2 separate regions of the Homo sapiens genome follow, and region 2 is linked to region 1. Evidence: chromatin loops called from intact Hi-C (ENCODE). Cell type or tissue: ascending aorta. All regions are shown on one strand. Links, peaks and the distances in the headings refer to the core of each region. The heading gives the core; the rest is flanking DNA.

Region 1 (10,578 bases), core at 1,429-9,428:
ATACAAAAATTAGCTGGATGTGGTGGTGCACATTTGTTATCCTAGCTACTCGGGAGGCTGAGGCACGAGAATTATTTGAATCCAGGGGGCGGAAGTTACAGTGAGCTGAGATTGCGCCACTGCACTCGAGCCTGGGCAACAGAGTGAGACCCTGTCTCTAAAAAAAAAAAAAAAAAAAAATAGGCTCGCTTGAGCCCAGGAGTTCCAGGAGTTTACAGTGATCTGTGATTGCACCACTGCACTCCAGTCTGGATGACAGAGGGAAAAGCTATCTCTTTAAAAAAAGAAGGCCGGTGCAGTGGCTCACGCCTGTAATCCCAGCACTTTGGAAGGCCAAGGTGGGCGGATCACAAGGTCAGGAGATTGAGACCATCTTGGCTAACATGGTGAAGCCCCATCTCTACTAAAAAATACAAGAAATTAGCCAGGCCTGGTGGCGGGCACCTGTAGTCTCAGCTACTCAGGAGGCTGAGGCAGGAGAATGGCGTGAACCTGGGAGGCGGAGCTTGCAGTGAGCCGAGATCACGCCACTGCACTCCAGCCTGGGTGACAGTGAGACTCCATCTCAAAAAAAAAAAAAAAAAAAAAGAAGAAAGAAAAAACAAATGGAGATTCTGAGTTCTCCAGGTGATTTTTCAGGATCCTCTGCTCGGATACACTCCCTTACCTCCATCACTGCTGTTACCGCCCTAATCCAAGCTACCACATCCTATCTAACCCCTTCAGCCACCACTACTAAATCCACTGACAGGCCCTATCTACTCAACAGTCAGGACTGGCCTCCTGGGTGTGCAACCCAGGCAGCTGCACAGGACCCCACACTTGGTGCGATACTCTGCTGTCACCGTCTGAAACCTAATAGCTTTTCTGGAGGGGCGTGGTGTTTTCATTTTGCATTGGTTTTATTTTGCACCAATTACGTGGCTGGTCTTGTTTGCAGTAGTACACCCTGAATCTGTTCTTTACTGCCTGGTCTAAGCCAAGTCCACTGCCTCTCCAGGATGACTGGTGTAAGCCTTCTGCTCCACTACAGTCTCCTGTCACGGCTCCACACTTTGCCAGAGGCTTCTTTTCAGATCACAAGAGTGATGTGGCACTTAACCTCCTGCTTACTCTCTTGCCCTTTCCCAATCCCTTAGCTGGCCCCCGGGTGGCCTGATACCACCTGCCTCACCTGTTCAGCTTCATGCCACTGTCCCCCGGCTCACCACACTCCTCCAGAGTACCACGCACCTCTCCCTGCCACAGTCAACGTTTTGTAGTCATTTGTGGGATTGATTCTGTGTTTCCATCAGTTGACAACTCCTGGCTGGGCACAGTGACTCACACCTGTAATCCCAGCCCTTTGGGAGGCTGAGGTGAGAGGATCGCTTGAGCCCAGGAGTTTGAGACCAGCCTGGGCAACATGGAGAAACCCTGTCTCTACAAAAAATAATTGGCTAGACATGTTGGCACACACCGTTGTCCCAGCTATTTGGGAGGCTGAAGCAGGAGGATTGCTTGAGCCCAGGAGTTCAAGGATGCAGTGAGCCATGATGGCGCCATTGCACTCCAGCCTGGGTAACAGAGGGAGGCCAGACCCTGTGTAAAAAAAAAAAAAGTCCAGGCGCAATGGCTCACACCTGTAATCCCAACACTTTGGGAGGCCGAGGTGGGCAGATCACCTGAAGTCAGGAGTTTAAGACCAGCCTGGCCAACATGGTGAAATCCCGTCTGTACTAAAAATACAAAAAAAAGGCTGGGCGCAGTGGCTCACACCTGTAATCCCAACACTTTAGGAGTCCAAGACGGGTGGATCACCTGAGGTCAGGAGTTCGAGACCAGCCTGGCCAACATGGCGAAACCCCATCTCTACTAAAAATACAAAAATTAGCCGGGCATGGTGGTGGGCACCTGTAATCCCAGCTACTCGGGAGGCTGAGGCAGGAGAATCGCTTGAACCCGTGAGGCGGAGGTTGCAGTGAGCCGAGATCGCACCATTGCACTTCAGCCTGGGCAACAGAGCAAAACTCCATTAAAAAAAAATACCAAAAAAAAAAAAAAGTTAGCCGGGTGTGGTGGTGTGTGCCTGTAGTCCCAGCTGCCTGGGATGCTGAGGCAGAATTGTTTGAACCCGAGAGGCAGAAGTAAAAAAAAGAAAACTGAGGGCAGAGAGCATACTTTTTGCTCAGTAAATACATGATGCTTGGGAATCTTTGTACTAATGACATCGAGGCATGGCTGTGGCACTGCTAAGGCCTAGGATGTGTCTCCCCTAGGCCGACGCCCCCAACCCATCCCTCATCCCAGAGACTGATGCCGTGGGTGTGACTGTGGTCCTCATCACCTGCACCTACCATGGACAGGAGTTCATCCGAGTGGGCTACTACGTCAACAACGAGTACCTCAACCCTGAGCTGCGTGAGAACCCGCCCATGAAGCCAGATTTCTCCCAGGTGGGGCCTGTTTCCACTTCCTGCTTCCCACAAGGCCGTTCTTTATACTTGGGGGGAGTTCAGCCATTCAAATTGAGAGTCAAGGTCACTTCTTAAGGTTTTCAAGTAATATTCAGTTCTTACAGTACTGTGTTAGAAGAGGAGAAAAAGACCTTTGTCTCTCAAAGGCATGTCTTAGAGAATTAAGATTAGGCCAGCCTGGGCAACATAGTGAGACCCTGTCCCTAACCCCCGCAAAAAAAAAAAAAAAAAAAAATGAGCCAGACATGGGTGGTGTGCTCTACTCTGGAGGCTGAGGTGGGAGGATCGCTTGAGCCCAGGAGTTTGAGGCTGCAGTGAGCTCAGATCGTGCCACTGCATTCCAGCCTGACCAACAGAGTGAGACTGTCCCTTAAAAAAAAAAAGTCCTGGGCCAGGCACAGTGGCTCACGCGTTGTAATCCCAGCACTTTGGGAGGCCGAGGCTGTAGGATCACCTGAGGTCAGGAGTTTGAGACCAGCCTGGCCAACATGGTGAAAGCCCGTCTCTACTAAAAATACGAAAATGAGCCAGGTATGGTGCCTTGCACCTGTAGTCCCAGCTACACAGGAGGCTGAGGCAAGAGAATCGCTTGAACCCGGAAGGCAGAGGTTGCAGTGAGACGAGATCACAGCATTGCACTCCAGCCTGGGCAACAAAAGCAAAACTCCGTCTCAAAAAATAAATAAATAAATAAATAAATAAGGTCCTGGCCACAGGTGTTTTCTGGAGTTCCATATGTAGGTTGCTCTTGCTGGGCTTGAGATGGGTGATTGGGGGTGTCCTGGCTCTATGGGACCAAGGAGAGGGCGTACCTACAAGGGTTGACGTTCCTCTTCCTGCCCCAGCTCCAGCGGAACATCTTGGCCTCGAACCCCCGGGTGACCCGCTTCCATATCAACTGGGACAACAACATGGACAGGCTGGAGGCCATAGAGACCCAGGACCCCTCCCTGGGCTGCGGCCTCCCACTCAACTGCACTCCTATCAAGGGCTTGGGGCTCCCTGGCTGCATCCCTGGCCTCCTCCCTGAGAACTCCATGGACTGCATCTAACTGCAGGAACCCAGAGTGTCCCAGCACGCCGGGAGGGGCAACCAGGCCTCCCAGCGAGTCCTGCAGGGCCCATCTAGAGGACTTTGGGGGCCATCAGCTGCAATCCAGGTCTGTCAAACTCAGCCCCTAGGAAAGAACAGGCCTTGGGTCTCCCCTAGTCCTGGCCAGAAGGATGATCTCGCTTTTCCTCTACAGGCCTATAAGAAGCAGGTACTTCAGTTCTAAATTCTGACTTGTGTTCTTTTCGTCTTCATAAATTCTAACTAAGGCCACTGTGCCACTGTGCACCCTTGAGTACCATTGATCCAAAGCTTTCCCACAGACCTCCCTGGCCCACCTAGAGGCTTTCTTGGTCAGTGCCTGTCAAGGCTCCAGTCCTGCTGAGCCAAAGGCTTTGTCATTCCTTTCTCTTCCTGTACATCTGAGCAGACCCACTCCAGCTTTCTGGTGTCACAGGCGGGAATGTTAGTTAGTAGGTAGACTTAGATCCCATTTCTGTCCTGCTCCCAGGAAGATTCTTAGGTCCTCTTCAATCCAGCAGCCCCTCCCAGAGGTGTGATCAGCAGGATGCTGAGGAACCATGTTGCCTTTCCTGTCAATCACAGCCACCTTCCTGTTATCTCCTAAATGGATCTGGCTTTTCCTGGAGGCTGCCATGGTTGGAAGATGGTATCAGAGGGCCTGCCTGGGCAGTCTGTCTCCGGGCCAGGGTCAGGGACCCTCTGCCTCTGGCAGCCTTAACCTGTCCTCTGCTAGGACCAGGGTGATTTCAAGCCAGGGAAGCAACTGGGACCCTGAAAACTGTCCCTCCCCAGCCCGCTCCCCCTCTCTGTGCCCTGGTCCCCTTGCTGCCATGTGGATGCTGTTGTGATTGCTGTTTGTATATTATCAAAATGTTTTTATATTAAAAATGTTTGGTCTGAAAATTAAAAGCACTTCATTTAGAATGATTGTTTGTGCTTTTGTCTCTGGTGGACTGAAGCAACTTTGTCCACTCTCCCCCAGAAGTGGCCTCTTGCCCTGTCCAGTGGGTTGGCTGTCCCACGTCTTCTTTCCAGCTTCCTACTCCAGTCTTAATTGGTTCTACAGTTGTATTCCAGACTGAGGTTCCAGGAGGGGTTTTTCTTTGTCAAAACTTAAACCAGCTGTCCTGCAGATAGATTATAATGAGTGATTTTTCAGACTTTGCCCTTGACCCACAGGAAATTAACATCGTGATCCCAACACACAAACAGCAATGCTTTTATTAAATTTTACTAAACCTTACCATGTATCTATCCATCCAGAGGCGGAGTGGTCAGCCATTTCCCCATAGTTCACAGAAAGGCTCTGACTCTCCCTCCCTGGAACTGTGGTTGATCTGGGAACATGGGGGCAGACAGCAGCTGGAGAAGGTGGAGGCTATTCAAGTCGAAGCAGCAGATCGGCTTGTAGTTAAGCCCAGCTAGCCCTTCCGAGTCGGGGTGACCTGGCTTCTCCCCTCCCCTGACCCTCTCTTAAGTGCTTCTCAATCAGGAGCAGTTCGGCCCCGCAAGAGCACATTCACCAATGTCAGGAGACAGCGGTTGCCACAGCCAGCAGGAAGATAGAGGAGGGGCTACTGGCATCCAGTGGGTAGAGGCGGGGGATGTTGCTCAACACCCAGTGGTGCACAAGACACCCCCCAGCAGAAAATGATCCAGCCTCACCGTCAGTAGTGTCGCAGTTGGGAAACCCCGACTGTCCTCTGCTAAGTGTGTACTGAAAGAGGATCCTGAAGGAAGGGGCAGGTTCCCTTCGCATTGCCCAGACAGGAAATACAGACGGGGAACAGGAGCAGGGAATCTGCCTGGCTGTACCCCAGATTCCTCATCTGTGCAATGGGAGTGATGATGGTAGCACCTACGCGATGGGAGTGTGGTGCGAAGGAGCGTTAAGTGGGTGCCAGCTCTTACTACTGGCAGGAGCCCAGGGCTAGGGCCCAGCAAAGGGGTGGACACTGAGCGCCCCTTCCCAGCCACCCCTTGCGCCGGGCCCGGCATCCTCCTGAGTGCGGCTGGGAAAACCCAGGAGGCCCCGCGGCCTGGCCCCCAAGCAGGCCTGGCCTCGGCCGCCCAGCGCCAGGCCTTATGAATGACGCCGGCGGCGGCCGGGCGACCTCTGACCCGCGCGCCGGCCGCGCCCCTCCCCCGCTGGCAGGTGGACAGCGGCTGCGCCGGGCAGGCCGCGGCGCCAACTCCGGCTGGCCGACAGCCGCTGCCGCACTGAGCGGGGGCGGGGGACTGCGGCGCGCGCGGGGCCGGCCGGGCGCCCGCCGGGGCCGCCTCCTGAGCCTCGGAGCGCTGCGCGGCCGCCAGCCAGCCTCCGCCGCCCCGCCCCGCCGGCCCGGGCCCGCAGACTGCGTCTCCGCCCCGCCCTCTCACCCCCGGATTGACACTGAGCGTTCTGCTGGGGGGCTTGGCGGACCCGGCACCTCCGCCAATCGGCGGCCTCGCAGGGCGGACCCCGGGCCCAGTCCAGCGTCTCGGCCAATCGGACGCGTCTGCCCGCCCAGCTGCGGCCTCGCGAGCGAGTGAATGGCCGAGAGTCCGCGGTGCGTGTCCCGAGGCTGAGAGCCTATAGTGGCGCGGGAAGGTCGCGGGAGGGCCAATGGGAGGCGGCGCTGAGCCGTCAGTCAGGGCGGCCTAGGCCAATGAGCGGCGGGCTGCGGGGGCGTCACAGACAGCGGCAGAGATCTTGGGCTGAGGTTCCCGGGCGGGCGGGCGCGGAGAGACGCGGGAAGCAGGGGCTGGGCGGGGGTCGCGGCGCCGCAGCTAGCGCAGCCAGCCCGAGGGCCGCCGCCGCCGCCGCCCAGCGCGCTCCGGGGCCGCCGGCCGCAGCCAGCACCCGCCGCGCCGCAGCTCCGGGACCGGCCCCGGCCGCCGCCGCCGCGATGGGCAACGCCGCCGCCGCCAAGAAGGGCAGCGAGCAGGAGAGCGGTGAGTGCCCGGGCTGTGACCCCGATCTTGGCCCTGCGCTGCCAGCCCTGGCCTTGTCCATCATCGCCTGGCCCCTCCCCCTACGGGGCCCCTCATCCTCTCTGCCTACCCCCCAGCGCCCCTTGCCCCGGCCTGTCCAAGGCTGGGGCCCGCGGGCCCGCAGAGTACCCCCTGTAGGGGTCCCCTTCCCCTAGGGCCGCCCCATGCTGCAAAGACCGTGCTCCCCCCCAGCTGTCACTGCCAACCATGGCACGTATGACCGCTGGGGCCCCACATGGGCCCCTGTCACCAGCCTACCCCCTCCTTTCCTGGCCCCTCTTCCCAGATTCTAATCCCCCCACTTCCTCACTCACCTCTCTCACCTATGGGATCCTCTGCCTGACCCCGACCCAGGTTTCTACCAGTTTGGGAATGCGATGAGGTCTGTCTGCCTCCACCGCGCAGGGACCTTGGCCACTTGCTGACCACACCCCTCCCCCCTCCAGCCCCCGCCATCTTTCTCCTGCCCTTTCCCTCTTCACCTTAGCACAGCCCCCCCTTCCAAACCCATCCTGCCCCCTGAACATTTCCCAGAGCCACCTCCAGCATTATTTTTTTCTTCTGTGTCACTTGGCATGGGGGACAGGATCTTTCTGGGTCCCTCTGCCTCTCTCATCCTGTCACTCTGTCATTCTGCTGCTCTGCTTGTGCTCCGTCCTCCAAGCAAGCGTCTGTCCCTGGCTGGGGTAGCAGACTGTTTATGAACGTAGAGAATTGCTTCAGTGCTTCCAAAGCCAAGTTTGAGCTGGTCTTGTTGGGATTCATTGCATCCTCTTTCCTGCGTTGGGGTAAGGGGGTGGTGGCAGAGCCCCCTCTCATTTCCTGTCTTGCAGTGAGCTCTAGGCTCCATGGAGGGCCCCTCAATAAATGGTCGTTTCACAACTGAGGCTCCGTCATTCACCCAGTCCCTGGGGCTTCTTCCACCACTCCTGGCTTGGGATGAAAAGTGTCTGGGTTTAGCGAGGTTCATTCGGTTCTAACTGAGATGGTCAGAAAGAGCACTGGGGAGGAGGAGGCAGTCAAAGAGAGTAATGGGTGACGTCTAGTGATTTGCTTTGACGTCTAGTGATTCTGATCATTCCCAGGGCTCAGCCAGAGAGAGACCTGTTTCACCCACTTGCCCACACATTAGGTTGGTCTTTTCCAGCCAGCCAGAGAAAGAGATTCTCTATCTGGAAATACCATCAGAAATGGTCTTGAACCCCATTCCCAATTTTTACAGCTCTTAAATTGTTGTCACTCCAGTCTGAAAGCTGGAAGGCAGCTGGGATCCCCTGTCCACTTACCCAGAAATAGTCGGAACTATTGGTCGAAAAGGAAGGCCAGTTTTTGGTCTCAAACCCCAGCATCTGAGTTTCCTGAATGCCCCCTCCCAGAAAGGTATGAAAGCCAGGGAACTTTATTCCCATACGGATTCAAATAGCAGAACTCAGAGTCACAGAGCGATCATGAAGAGGCCTGACATGTCACCAATGGGTGGGGGCTGGGGAGGGAAATGCCTGTAGCTGAGTGCCTGATGACAGAGGAGCAGGTGGGTAGTGTCCAAAAAAGGTCTGGGCATGAGCTTGGAGGGGACTTGGCCGGGGGGGGAGGAGTCAGGCCCCCAGCAGGTGAGGCCAGCTGGGAGGTGGAAGGTAGAGGCAGGCAGCTATATATTGCGGTAGCTCAGTTGAAAGTTGGGGAGATGACAGTCCTGGAAAACCTTCAAGGCTATCAGACACATGTGGTGGGGGGTGGAAAGCCACACAAGAAAAAGGATCCCAAGAAAAAGATCAGAGGCTCTGGAAGGAACCACTGATTCTCTCAGAGCACAGGTCAGACACCCAGGAATGAATGATCATGGTAAAATAGAGCTACTATTTATTGGGCATCTAGGCTGTGCCACAGGCTAAATGGCCAGGCGGATAGAGATACCTACTCTGGTGACTTTCATAACGGGCTGTTATCCAAATTTTCCAAAGGAGCCCTCTGGTAGAAATGACATCCATGACATAGATGATGTCACAGAGGCAGGATTCACATCCAGATCCATCTACCAGCAAACTTCTTGGACCCCAGAATTCCCCGACTTTGACATTTTTCAGCAGCCTCCCAGATTTTTACTCTATCATATTTTCTTAATTTAAAATAATAAAAGTTTTACTCACTTGTGTTCAGATGTAAACTTGGAGCTCATTCTAAACAATAATATAAATGAAATCATGGGATTGCCATGCCAGTTATATTTTCTCTGATACGCATTAAATACAGTGTAACTAGATAAATGAAACATCCCGAAAATCATGTCATGTTCTGCCAATGGGACTATGTCACACGTTGAGAAACGCCCGAAGCTGTACTTCCTCCCAGAGGCTCCCAGAGAAGGAAATAAGATGAGGAAGGAAGTCCCTCTTTGCTTTGAGGCGCTCTGATTCTGAGAGGATGGAGTTAGACAAAATTTGCCCTCTTAGAAGGGTGGGGCAGGGGCAGGGGCAGTAGCCAGGCCAGCCTGCAGGGGGCACCTGGATTTCATCTGCCAGACGCCGGCCCGACTGGGGTCAGGAAAATGCCCAGGCCTTGGGAGGCACCAGTTAAGCATCCTGCAGTCCCCTGTGGTACCATCTCTGTGCCAGGGCAGGACAGAGTCCGCCTCCTCCCAAGAGGCCAGGGATCCAGAATGAACCCTGGAGTGGAGTTGGGGGAATCTACACCCAAAGATGGCAAAGCCATTGGGAGAGCTGAGAGGGCCAAGAAAAAAGACTAAGGCCCAGGCTCTGGCCAAGTTGGAAGAATGGAGAGGGAGCAGCGGCCCCAGGGGGCAGGCGCCCAGGTCAGACAGCCAAGTGGGGCTCAGGTCGTGGCTGGCACTGGCTGAAGATACCCCTGGGAGCTGGCCCACAGGGGAAGGGGCAGAGCTAGTAAAAGGGAGCCCCCGATCCCCAGGACACAAGCAGATCCTGGCAAAGAGAGAAAAGCACCCCCCAAGAAGACCCTAGATGGGAAGAACTAGTGCCGTGTAACATCCTATGGATGCCTAAGACGGCCAAACACCTTCTGTGCCTTGGCAGTTGTATGGGTGCCCAAGAGGTCTTATCAAGGCAGCTCTCCCCTTAGCGCAACCGCGTCTACAGAAACTCGGAGGGCCCTATCTGTCCCTCCTCCACACCCAGTGGCCTCTGGGTTGGGTTTCTCTTCCTGCTCCCACCCCACGGCTCCCTAGCTCCCCCTGCAGGCAGGGTTCTGGGGACAGACAGCCGAACAGACACGGCAGGTCTCATGAGCCTTCCCAGCCACCGTAGTGCCGGTGCCCTGAGAACAGGACTGAGTGATGGCTTCCAACTCCAGCGATGGTGAGGCTGAGTCCTGTTACTATAGCAACTTCCTAGGCACACTCTGCCCCTTAAGTCAGGGAGGGGCTGCAGCGGGGTCTGGGGCACAGGCGAAGAGAAGAAGGATGTGAACCCCTGGCTGGCCCTGGAAACGCCTCCTGTACAGCCCCGGGCTGTGCGGCCTGGGGAAGAGAGAGGGGATCGGTGGCCCAGTTCAGACAAGGGAGGATGGTCCACCCGGCAGGGGGCCAGCTCAGAGAGGGGTGGTGGAGTGGTCCATCCCAGTGTTGGGGTTCAGCTCAGACTGTAGGATGAGCCATCCCAGTGTTGGGGTCCAGCTCAGAATGGGGGTCGTTCCAGCCAGTGTTGGGGTCCAGCTCAGAGTTGTGTCATTTAGGTAAGCCCAGAGCAGGGAATCCAGGCTCCACTGGAGGAATCAGCCAGCCTCGAGTAGGGGGCCCAGCCCAGGCTGGGCATTCCTGCCCCAGAATTCCCAGGACAGCCAGATTTCAAAAGGGCAGAAGGTCTGAGATTGTTGTCCGGAGGAAGGGGGTTCTGTGGCTGGGCTCCTTCCGAGAGAGACCCCAAGCCCCTTGCCCAAATTGATATTCTGCTGTTGCAATTCCCCATTCCCAGGGCGAGTTTCTAGATTTCTGCTTTCTGCTGTGGTCCTGGCTTTTCAAGGGGTGTCAAGGAGTTTTCCCTATGAACCCAAATGGAATCTGGACCAGAGTGAGAGCTGGCACCCCCCGTGTGGGAGATGTGG
Region 2 (10,578 bases), core at 909-8,908, 370 kb after region 1:
CCACTGCACCAAAAGATGATGACCCGGAGATTGAAATCATCATCTTAGAGCTCTGGGAGGGGAGGAGGGGCTGCTTCCAGGGTCCTACAAAGACTGGGAGAGAAACCCAGGGCACACGAGGCTGTCTACTCACCATCTTGGGAGCTGCCTACTGGTCCTCAGCCTCGGGGCGGACGATCAGAAACTGGCCTTGTGAACACACTGCACTGTCCTGACCTCTTGTGGAGCCTGGCAGAGGGTCCACAGGCTTCCCTGCGAAGATGTCGTGGGCCGTGTGGTGGTGCCAGCTCAGACAAGACTCCCGCCAGGCATAGGAGGCATCCAAAAAGCGGCGTGTCTGTTTAGAAAGAGAGAGTCCCGTCCACTCTACAGCCAATATACGCATCACATCTGACACTTTCATCCCTCTGTGGCCCCCACCGGGTCCAGCACCCATCATCACTCACGTGGGCCAGCACGGTCTTCTCTCTCCCGACTCTGCCCTTGACACTTGCTCACCCCACAGCTGCCCAGGGGATCTTTTTGTTTTTTGAGATGGAGTCTCGCTCTGTCACCAGGCTGGAGTGCAGTGGCGCGATCTCTGCTCACTGCAACCTCCACCTCCTGGGTTCAAGTGATTCTCCTGCCTCAGTCTCCCGAGTAGCTGGGACTACAAGCGTGCGCCACCACACCCAGCTAATTTTGTATTTTTAATAGAGACAGGGTTTCACCATGTTGCCCAGGATGGTCTTGATCTCTTTACCTCATGATCCACCCGCCCCAACCTCCCAAAGTGCTGGCATTACAGGTGTGAGCCACCATGCCCAGCTGGGATCTTTTAATATGAACAAACGTGTCACTCTCCTGCTTAAACCCCTCCCATGATTCATATGGTTTTTAGAATCAAGTCAAACCCCTTCCCACGGCCTGTGGGGCCCCTGCCTGCCTCTCCAAGCCTAACTCTTACCCCTCTATCTCTCGTTCACTCTGTTCCAGCCACACTGGCTTCCTGGCTGTCTTCAAAGGCCAAGTGCAGCTGGCCTGCACCTGCTGTTCCTCAGGTTTGCAAGCTCTTTGTTACAGGCTTTTTTTTTTTTTTTTTTTTTTTGAGACGGAGTCTCACTCTATCACCCAGGCTGGAGTGGGGTGGCATGATCTTGGCTCACTATCTCTGCCTCCTGGGTTTAAGTGATGTCATGCCTCAGTCTCCTGAGTAGCTGGGATTACAGGTACCCGCCACCAAGCCTGGCTAATTTTTTTGTATTTTTAGTAGAGACAGGGTTTCACTGTGTTGACCAGGCCAGTCTGGAACTCCTGGCCTGAGGTGATCCACACACCTAGGGCCTCCCAAAGTGCTGGGATCACAGGCACAAGCCACTGCACCCAGCCCCCTGTCACAGGTCTTGACCTACATATCATATCCATCAAAGACCTCATCCGGCCAGGTGCGGTGGCTCACACCTGTAATCCCAGCAGTTTGGGAGGCTGAAGCAGGTGGATCCCCTGAGGTCAGGAGTTCAAGACCAGCCTGGCCAACATGGTGAAACCCCATCTCTACTAAAAATACAAAAATTAGCCGAGTGTGATGGTGCATGCCTGTAATCCCAGCTACTCGGGAAACTGAGGCAGGAGAATGGCTCAAACCGGGAGGCGGAGGTTGCAGTAAGCCAAGATGGCGCCACTGCACCCCAGCCTAGGCTACAAAGTGAGACTCCGTCTCAAACAAACAAACAAAAAAAACCAATGAACTCATCTAACCATCCAATCCATAGTCACTTGTTTCCTGGAATTCTGATCATATCACCCTGTGTCGGTTTATGTCTCCCCCGGCAGGTCACACTGTGCCATATCCCTAACACCTAGGACAGTGCCAGGCCCAGATAAATGTCAACTGGGTAAACAACTGAGATAACTGAATGAGGCTCCATAAGGGTCACAGTCAGTGCAGGTGACACAGGTGGGAAATGCAGGGGCTCCTCAAACTAGGGGTGGTGAGACCCCCTCTCATGTTTGGAAGGGAGGCTTTTAGGTCATATAGAAGGAAGTTCTTCACGCCTGTAATCCCAGCACTTTGGGAGGCCGAGGCGGGTGGATCATGAGGTCAGGAGATCGAGACCATCCTGGCAAACACAGTGAAACCCCGTCTCTACTAAAAAATACAAAAAATTAGCTGGGCGTGGTGGCGGGTGCCTGTAGTCCCAGCTACTCGGGAGGCTGAGGCAGGAGAATGGCGTGAACCCGGGAGGCGGAGCTTGCAGTGAGCAAAGATTGCGCCACCACACTCCAGCCTGGGCGATAGAGCGAGACTCCATCTCAAAAAAAAAAAAAAAAAAGAAAGAAGTTCTAGTTTACACTAAAGAGAGACTCTGTGAAGCAGTGAAGGGTATTCTAGAACAGAGATTGGCAAAGTTTCTCTGTCAAGGGCCAGAAAATAAGTATTTCTAGCTTTTTAGGCCAGATTATCTCTGCCCCAACAACTCAACTCTGCTTTCATAGCTAGAAATCAGTCCCAAACAATATATAAATGAACGGGCGTAGCTGCATGCCAATATAAATTTTATTGATGGACACAGAAATTTGAATTTCACATAATCGTCATGTCACAAAGTATTATTCTTTTGATTTTTCCCCAACTACTAGAAAATTTAAAACCATTCTTGGGGGCCGGACTCGGTGGCTCACGCCTGTAATCCCAGCACTTTGGGAGGCTGAGGCAGGTGGATCACTTGAGGTCAGGAGTTCAAGACCGGCCTGGCCAACATGGTGAAACCCTGTCTCTACTAAAAATACAAAAATTGGCCAGGCCTGGTGGCGTACGCCTGTAATCCCAGCTACTGGAGAGGCTGAGGCAGGAGAATCGCTTGAATCTGGGAGGCGGAGGTTGCAGTGAACCGAGATCACGCCACTGCACTCCATCCAAGGTGACAAGAGTGAGATTCTGTCTCCAACAAAAAGAAAGAAAGAAGCTGATGGAAGAGCTTCTGATGGAGTGGGAGTGGTGTAGTGAGGTGGTGAGGCAGTGGTGCAAAGTCCCGGATATAAACTGTTCTACCCTCACCTTAGTCTTGTATCCTCCAACTATAAAGTGTGTCCTTTAGATTGGATTATTCCAAGGTCCCTTCCAACCTAAAAATACTTTTGCCAACAAAATAGCTAAGTGCCCCTTGAGGCGTTAGGGGACACGGCTCCCTGGGCTTGAATCCCAGCTCCACTCCTCATCAGCTGGGTGACCTTGGTCAGTGACTGCGCTTCCCTGGGCTTGTATTTCGTCACCGGTAAAGGGCGAATGACGACGACAAGACTGACTTTCTGGGGATGCTGTGAATCAACTAACCCACGGGAAGAGCCTGCAAAGAGCAAATACTCCGTTTACAGGAGCTCGAGGGTGTGTGTGTGTCTTAAGATGGTTTTGTTACCCCAGTAAATGGCAGACGGGGCTATCGGGTGGGCGTGTAGATATCTCCGGTCCTTGGTGCAAAAGTAATTACCGACCCTGTTTGTCCTGGGCTTACGGCTTGGGCTCGGAGCTCCACCCTGCTGCTTCCTATCTGCTTGACTTGGGGCAAATTGTTTTCTCTCTCTAAGCCTCATTTTCCTTATGTGTAAAAATGGCTGGTTAAGGCATTCAGGGCAGCGCCTGACGCCGAGTTAAACGTTTGGCAGTTTAGTCATTTCTGCTGCTCACGGTTTTACAAGAATCATTTTTATAAAATCTGGTGAGATAGGGACTTATTGGTCCCATTTTCCCGATGCAAAAACCCAGGACCCTTCAGGCATAATATGGATCCGGGCTAGGATGGGACCGGGTCCCGGGCACTTGGGTCAGAGGTCTCAGCTGGGGCCTCAGGGACTTTGGTCCTGGCTGGGACCTGGGCCGGCTCCGGGCATCTAAATCGGGTCCTCAGCTCCGCGTCCCCCGACGCGGAAGGGCGCGCCGGGCAGCTCCGAGGCCAGGGTGAGGCGGCTGCCGGACCCCCGGCCCTCCCCGCTCCTCCGCCCGCCGGCACTTACCTGCCCTCCTCCCGACGTCACGCCCTGACCGTGCCCGGAAGTGCGCGCTGAGAGCGCGGTGAACCTGGGCGCCCTCTCCGCGCCCCCAGGACGCCGGCGTGAGGCGGGGCGAGGCAGCAGCTCCACGCTGATTGGCTGAAGGACGATACGCCAAGCGTTCTGCGACGCCGGAGTGGGCCAATCCAGGAATGCCCCGCCCAACCGCGCTTACGCCAAGAGGCTCCATCCTCTGTCCAGCCCACTACGTGAGGCCCAATCCGAGGCCCGCCTCCTGGCACCGCCCTCCCAGGCGTGCTGTCCTGCGCGCTGCAGCCGGTCAGCGAGGGTGTGGTGGCGGGCCCCTGTAGTCCCAGCTACTTGGGAGGCTGAGGCAAAAGAATTGCTTGAACCCGGGAGGCAGAGGTTGCAAAGAGCCGAGATCGCGCCACTGCACTCCAGCCTGGGCAACAACAGCAAGACTCCGTCTCAAGAAAAATTATTTGCACAGGCAAGGTCTTACTATGTTGCCCCGGCTAGTCTCGAACTCCAGGGCCCAAGCAATCCTCCTGCCTCCCAAAGTGCTGGGATTACAGGCGTGAACCACTGCTCTGTTTTTGCATTTTTAAATAGTTAGGTGGGGGAAAAACTATTTTACGACTTATGAAAATAAAACATTCAAATTTCAGCGTACGTAAATAAAATTTCATTGGAACACAGGGATATGCGCTTTTGTCTGCTGATTGCTTCAAAATAAGGGCACTTGGGGGAACAGCAAATGCAGGGAAGGAGAGGTTTTCTCTGAATTTCTCTTATCTGCCTAAAGACAGAAAGAGGAATGCTTTCCTACGATCTTATTAACTAGGGAAGAGTGAAACCATTCCCAATCATGTATCCTTCTGAGGGCTGCTCTGAGACAACTTTTATTACCTGCAAGACTTTTTTATTTGCTTAACAAGACAGACTTTCTCCATCATACAATTTCTCCCCTTACCCTCCCATAACTTGTGTTACCACCATCCTCCCAGAAGCCCCAAACCCCTATTCTTTTCTTTGATACTTTTTTTTTTTTGAGAGGGAGTCTTGCTCTGTGGTCCAGGCTGGAGTTCAATGGCGTGATCTCAGCTCACTGCGCTCTCCACCTCCCAGGTTCAAGTGATTCTCTTGCCTCAGCCTCCCGAGTAGCTGGGATTACAGGCACCTTCCACCACGCCCGGCTATTTTTTGTATTTTTAGTAGAGATGGGGTTTCACCATGTTGGCCAGACTGGTCTGGAAGTCCCAACCTCAGGTGATCTGCCTGCCTTGGCCTTCCAAAGTGCCTGGATTACAGGCATGAGCCACTGGGCCCAGCCTCTCTGATCCTTTTTGGAGTCTTGTATTTTGTGGGACTCCCCTGCATAGGTACATAATTAAATATGGCTTTTGCCCTGTCTGTTTACATGTCAATTTAATTCGTAGCCCAGCCAAAGAACCTATAAAGGTGAAGGGAAGCCATTTTTCACCTACCTACAAACAGCCGGGCCCATTCATTTATCTATTGTCTATGTCTGCAACAGGGTTGAATTCAGTGGTTGCCACAGAGGAAGAGAGAGCCCAAAGAATCTAAAATATTTACCATCTGGCCTTTTACAGAAGAAGTGGGTGGATACTTCTCTTAGAGCCTTCAGATTAGCCTGGCCCTGCCTTCTGCACAGGTGAATGGCTTTTGAATTTACTTTTTTTTTTTTGAGTCGGAGTCTCACTGTCACTCAGGCTGGAGTGCAGTGGTGTGGTCTCAGCTCACTACACCCTCTGCCTCCCAGGTTCAAGTGAGTCTCCTGCTTCAGCCTCCCAGGTAGCTGGGACTACAGGTGCCCGCCACCATGCCTGGCTAATATTTGTATTTTTAGTAGAGATGGGGTTTCACCATGTTGGCCAGGCTGGTCTCAAACTCCTGACCTCAGATGATCTGCCCGCCTTGGCCTCCCAAAGTGCTGGGATTACAGGCATGAGCCACTGTGCCCAGACTGAATTTACTTTTATGCCTTGTAGGGCCTAACAGAATCTATTTGTTCATTCAACAGCTGAGCTGTTCATTGGACACCTGCTATATGTCTGGTCCTGGGGATTCAGAGAGGAAAGAACACACTCTTTTCTCAGTGATGAAGCAGACACTTCAACTGGCAATTTATCAAAGACAGGGTGAGAAGTGATGACAATATTACTACTATTCCTCCTGATATATATATATATCTATATATATATATATAGATATCTATAGATCTATAGATATCTATATATCTATATCTATCTATCTATCTATCTATCTATCTATCTATCTATCTATCTATGGAGTTTTGCTCTTGTTGCTCAGGCTGGAGAGCAAAGGCACAATCTTGGCTCACCGCAACCTCCACCTTCCTTCCGGGATCAAGCGATTCTCCTGCCTCAGCCCTGGGATTACAGGCATGCGCCACCACACCCAGCTAGTATTTTTAGTAGAGACGGGGTTTCTCCACGTTGGCCAGGCTGGTGTTGAATTCCTGACCTCAGGTGATCTGCCCACCTCGGCCTCCCAAAGTGCTGGGATTACAGGCATGAGCCACTGCGCCCGGCCTCCCCATGCTTTATTATTCGGTGCCAGGTTCCATCTCTGTTCTAAAGCCGGGCTCTACTAACAAATGAATTCTTACATAGTCATGGTGCTGCATACTGAGTGCTCACTACCCACTAGGCACCACTGAGCAATGCTTGGTGCTCACTCACACATGCATAATCTCATAGAATGCCCCTAGAAGGTAGATACTTTTCATCATTTCTGTTTTACAGATGGTGAGACAGGCCCAGAGAGGTTAAGTCGCACAGTTAGTGAGGGGTGGAGGAGCTGACCTACAACTGCTCATGCTAAACCTTGTTCCCTTGTCCTCTGAGCTATACTGTTTTGGGTTGTATGCATTTGACTTAAAAGACCATGAGACCCCAGAAAAATCTTTTTTTTTTTTTTTGAGACGGAGTCTCGCTCTGTTGCCTGGGCTGGAGTGCAGTGGCATGATCTCGGCTCACTGCAGGCTCCGCCTCCCGGGTTCACGCCATTCTCCTGCCTCAGCCTCCCGAGTAACTGGGACTACAGGCGCCCGCCACAACACCCGGCTAATTTTTTGTATTTTTAGTAGAAACGGGGTTTCACCATGTTAGCCAAGATGGTCTCCATCTCCTGACCTCGTGATCCGCCCGTCTCGGCCTCCCAAAGTGCTGGGATTACAGGCGTGAGCCACTGCGCCCGGCCTAACCCCAGAGAAATTTTTAAAGAGGGTAGGGTGTTTGAGAATGGGCTGGAGTGAGGGTCAGTAAGACCCTGAGACAGAGCAGGGATCCCCTTTTTTACGAGACCCCAAGCATGGAAACAAAGGAAATTTCTGAGTTCCTTCAAGGGAAATTCCAGGCCCCTAGCTAGCCTTGAGAAGTAAATAAGTAACTTGTTAAACAAAAAAGACATAATGATCCAAAACAAAAGCTAAGGAAGTTAGAGTCCCAGAGATGTTTGGTTTCCCTATAGAAATTAAAGATAACATCTTAACATATGTCCCTGAATTGTCTTTCAGAGTCTTGGAAACCCCAGATAAGGGGGAAGTGAAGACTAAACTTTATGTCCCTTTTGTTCCAAGTTTCCTCCTGAGGGGCTTGGAGAAAGTTACTTCCCCTAACCAGTTGACATGTTTCTACTGACTCAAAATTTTTAAACAAAGCTTCTCTTCCTTAATCCATTGCAAATCAGAAGATGTTTAAATCTTTTTCTTTTCTTTTTTTTTTTGAGACTAAGTCTCTGTTGCCCAAGCTGGAGTCCTGTGGCGTGATCTCGGCTCACTGCAACCTTCACCTCTCGGGTTCAAGTGATTCTCCTGCCTCAGCTTCCCAAGTAGCTGGGATTACAGGCACCTGCCACCATGCCCAGCTAATTTTTGTATCTATAGTAGAGACGAGGTTTCACTATGCTGGCCAGGCTGGCTTGAACTCCTGACTTCGTGATCCACCCGCCTCGGCCTCCCAAAGTGTTGGGATTACAGGCGTGAGCCACTGCGCCCAGCCTATTTTTTTCTTTTTCTTTTTTTTCCTGAGACTGAGTCTTGCCCAGGCTGGAGTGCAGTGGCGTGGTCTCGGCTCACTGCAACCTCAACCTCCCAGGTTCAAGCGATTCTCCTGCCTCAGCCTCCCGAGTAGCGAGGATCACAGGCATGTGCCACCGCATCCGGCTAATTTTTGTATTTTTAGTAGAGACAGGGCTTCGTCATGTTGGCCAGGCTGGTCTCGAACTCCTGACCTCAGGTAATCCTCCCATCTTGGCCTCCCAAAGTGTTGGGATTACAGGCGTGAGCCACTGCGCCCAGGCTTTCTATTTTTTTCTTTTTCTTTTTTTTTTCCTGAGACTGAGTCTTGCTGTCGCCCAGGCTGGAGTACAGTGGCATGATCTCGGCTCACTGCAACCTCAACTTCCCAGGTTCAAGCGATTCTCCTGCCTCAGCCTCCCGAGTAGCAAGGATCACAGGCATGTGCCACCACATCCGGCTAATGTTTGTATTTTTAGTAGAGACAGGGCTTCGTCATGTTGGCGAGGCTGGTCTCGAACTCCTGACCTCAGGTAATCCTCCCATCTTGGCCTCCCAAAGTATTAGGATTACAGGCGTGAGCCACCGTGCCCTGCCTAGATGTTTAAATCTATCTACGACCTGTAAGCCCCCACTTTAAGATATCCTGCCTTTTTAAGTGGAAACCAATGTGTAATCTCCATGCATTGATTTATGATTTTGCTTGTAGCTTCTGGTTTACTGAAATTTACACCTGCCTTAAAAAACCCCCACCTGCAAGCCATTGGTGATTTCAGGTCTTAAGCATGAGCTGCCCTGATTCTCCTTGCATGGTGCCCTGCAATAAACACCTTTCTTTCTATCACTGCAAAGACCTTAGTGTGGGTATCTGGTTTTACTGTGCTGGGTAAGCAGACCTCAGTTGGTTTCTGTAAGAACTCCTGTAAGGAGGGACCTCTGACCTGGATGAGGCAGAATGAGTCAGGTGGGGGGTGTGCTGTAGGGAGGCATGCTCGCTGATCCCCAGGAATGAGAGGGAACTGCATTTCACCCCAATAATCTCACTCAGTCCATCTGGATTTTGCTTGAGCCCTTGTCTTGTACCTGAACCAAGAGTTAGTGACTGAAAAGGCACAGAATGTCATCTTGGGAGCAGGACTTCCTAGAGAGGGGAGAATGAGAAGCCTTGGCTTGTAGAGTCTCACTGTTACTACTTAATGCACAGGGCAAGTGATGGAGCCTGAACATCAGCCTGGGATACAAAGAGGCTGTTCTATAAAGATACCAAATGCAGGCCAGTTCTGGTGGGGCCAAAGGAATTGATACAGGGAAAGGAAGGCATAGGGCAAAGGGAAAACTTCCCTTTCACGTTCTGAAGTTTCACTGAAATGAGCTGACAATAGACAGATTAACAAAAGAAAGGGCACAGACATTTATGCGTAAGCATGGGAGCCATATAAAATGTGAGACTTGTAATGCCAGCTACTTGGGAGGCTGAGGCAGGAGAATCGCTTGAACCCGGGAGGCGGAGGTTGCAGTGAGCCGAGATTGCGCCACTGCACTCCAGCGCTGGCGACAGTGAGACTCCGTCTCAAAAAAAAAAAAAAAAAAAAAAAAAAAAGTGGGACTCAAAGAAGGACCAGATGGTTGTGAGTTAAATACTGTCTTCCTAGGGGAGAGAGAAATGGGGAATGTAGGCAGTTTTGAGGGGAAATGAATGATGTTCAGGGGAACTGATGAAGCCCAATGAACAGACAGTGGCCTGGGACAAAGTTCCTCTGAGCTCTTGGGGAGGCGACAGAAAGGTGAGGGCAGAACTTCATTGTGAACAAAGGCCGTCTTATTATGTAGATAAAGTCTCCCATGTAATCTCTCCAAGCTGCACAGAGAGGAGTAGATGAAGTCTGTTTGGACATGATGCCAATTTTTAGTCTTTTCTCTTTGCCAGTGGTTAATATTTCCTGGATATTTGATGAGATTCTTAGGGAGGAGTCATCTTAAGACAACTGCATTTCTTTTGGAAGAAGTTTTCATCAGTCAAATAAGGGAACTTCCAAAGAGAGCCCCTCCCTGTGCTTGGGAGATGGGGAGAAACAAGAGAAAGTTAGGAAGTCCTTGGTTCTGAGGCAGCTTATAAGGCCCTCCAATAGCTTCTTTTGTTTTGTTTTGTTTTGTTTGGTTTGGTTTGAGACAGGGTCTCCACTGTCACCCAGGCTGAAGTGCAGTGGTGCAATCACTGCAGCCTTGAACTCCCAGGTTCAAGCCGTCCTCACACCTCAGCTTTTTGAGTAGTTGGGACCACAGGCACCATGCCTAGCTAATTTTTTTTTTTTTTTTTAATTTGTAGAAACGAGGTCTTCCTGTGTTGCCCAGGCTACTCTTGGGCTCCTGTGCTCAAGTCATCCTCCCACCACTCCAGCCTGGGCATCAAAGAAAGACCCCATCTCTTAAAAAAAAATTTCTGGCCAGGCATGGTGGCTCACACCTGTAATCCCAGCACTTCGGGAGGCTGAGGTGGGCCGATCATGAGGTCAGGGGTTTGAGATCAG

Evidence for each region. Hi-C counts contacts between places; a loop is a spot of excess contacts. Peaks named below come from ENCODE experiments on the same cell type or tissue, not always from the same donor. Only the 100,000 strongest peaks of a DNase experiment are listed, where the experiment ranks them.
Region 2: it touches region 1 in a loop (15-fold over the local background); 2 of 110 quality-filtered maps call a loop at or near these places.

The regions. Positions count from the first base shown.
Region 1 is chr19:14,113,389-14,123,966 of GRCh38, reverse strand. It overlaps PRKACA (protein kinase cAMP-activated catalytic subunit alpha), which reads left to right and starts at 6,205. Exons shown (of 10, transcript NM_002730.4): 1 at 6,205-6,465. The coding sequence starts at 6,420. ASF1B (anti-silencing function 1B histone chaperone) reads left to right here. Exons shown (of 4, transcript NM_018154.3): 3 at 2,259-2,435; 4 at 3,302-4,455. The coding sequence ends at 3,508. LOC124904642 (a long non-coding RNA gene) reads right to left here and starts at 5,753. Exons shown (of 2, transcript XR_007067144.1): 1 at 4,776-5,753; 2 at 4,403-4,658. RefSeq lists silencers at 5,585-6,144, 6,555-6,624 and an enhancer at 10,349-10,578. In ascending aorta, for the core only: a CTCF peak has its summit at 8,987 (motif pointing right); DNase peaks (open chromatin) are centred at 5,156, 6,046 and 8,978; H3K4me3 peaks cover 4,136 bases; H3K27ac peaks cover 5,828 bases.
Region 2 is chr19:13,741,367-13,751,944 of GRCh38, reverse strand. YJU2B (YJU2 splicing factor homolog B) reads right to left here and starts at 4,050. Exons shown (of 10, transcript NM_030818.4): 1 at 3,991-4,050; 2 at 134-337. The coding sequence starts at 136. RefSeq lists a silencer at 3,760-4,069. In ascending aorta, for the core only: no CTCF peak of the experiment used is centred there; a DNase peak (open chromatin) is centred at 4,144; H3K4me3 peaks cover 2,334 bases; H3K27ac peaks cover 2,520 bases.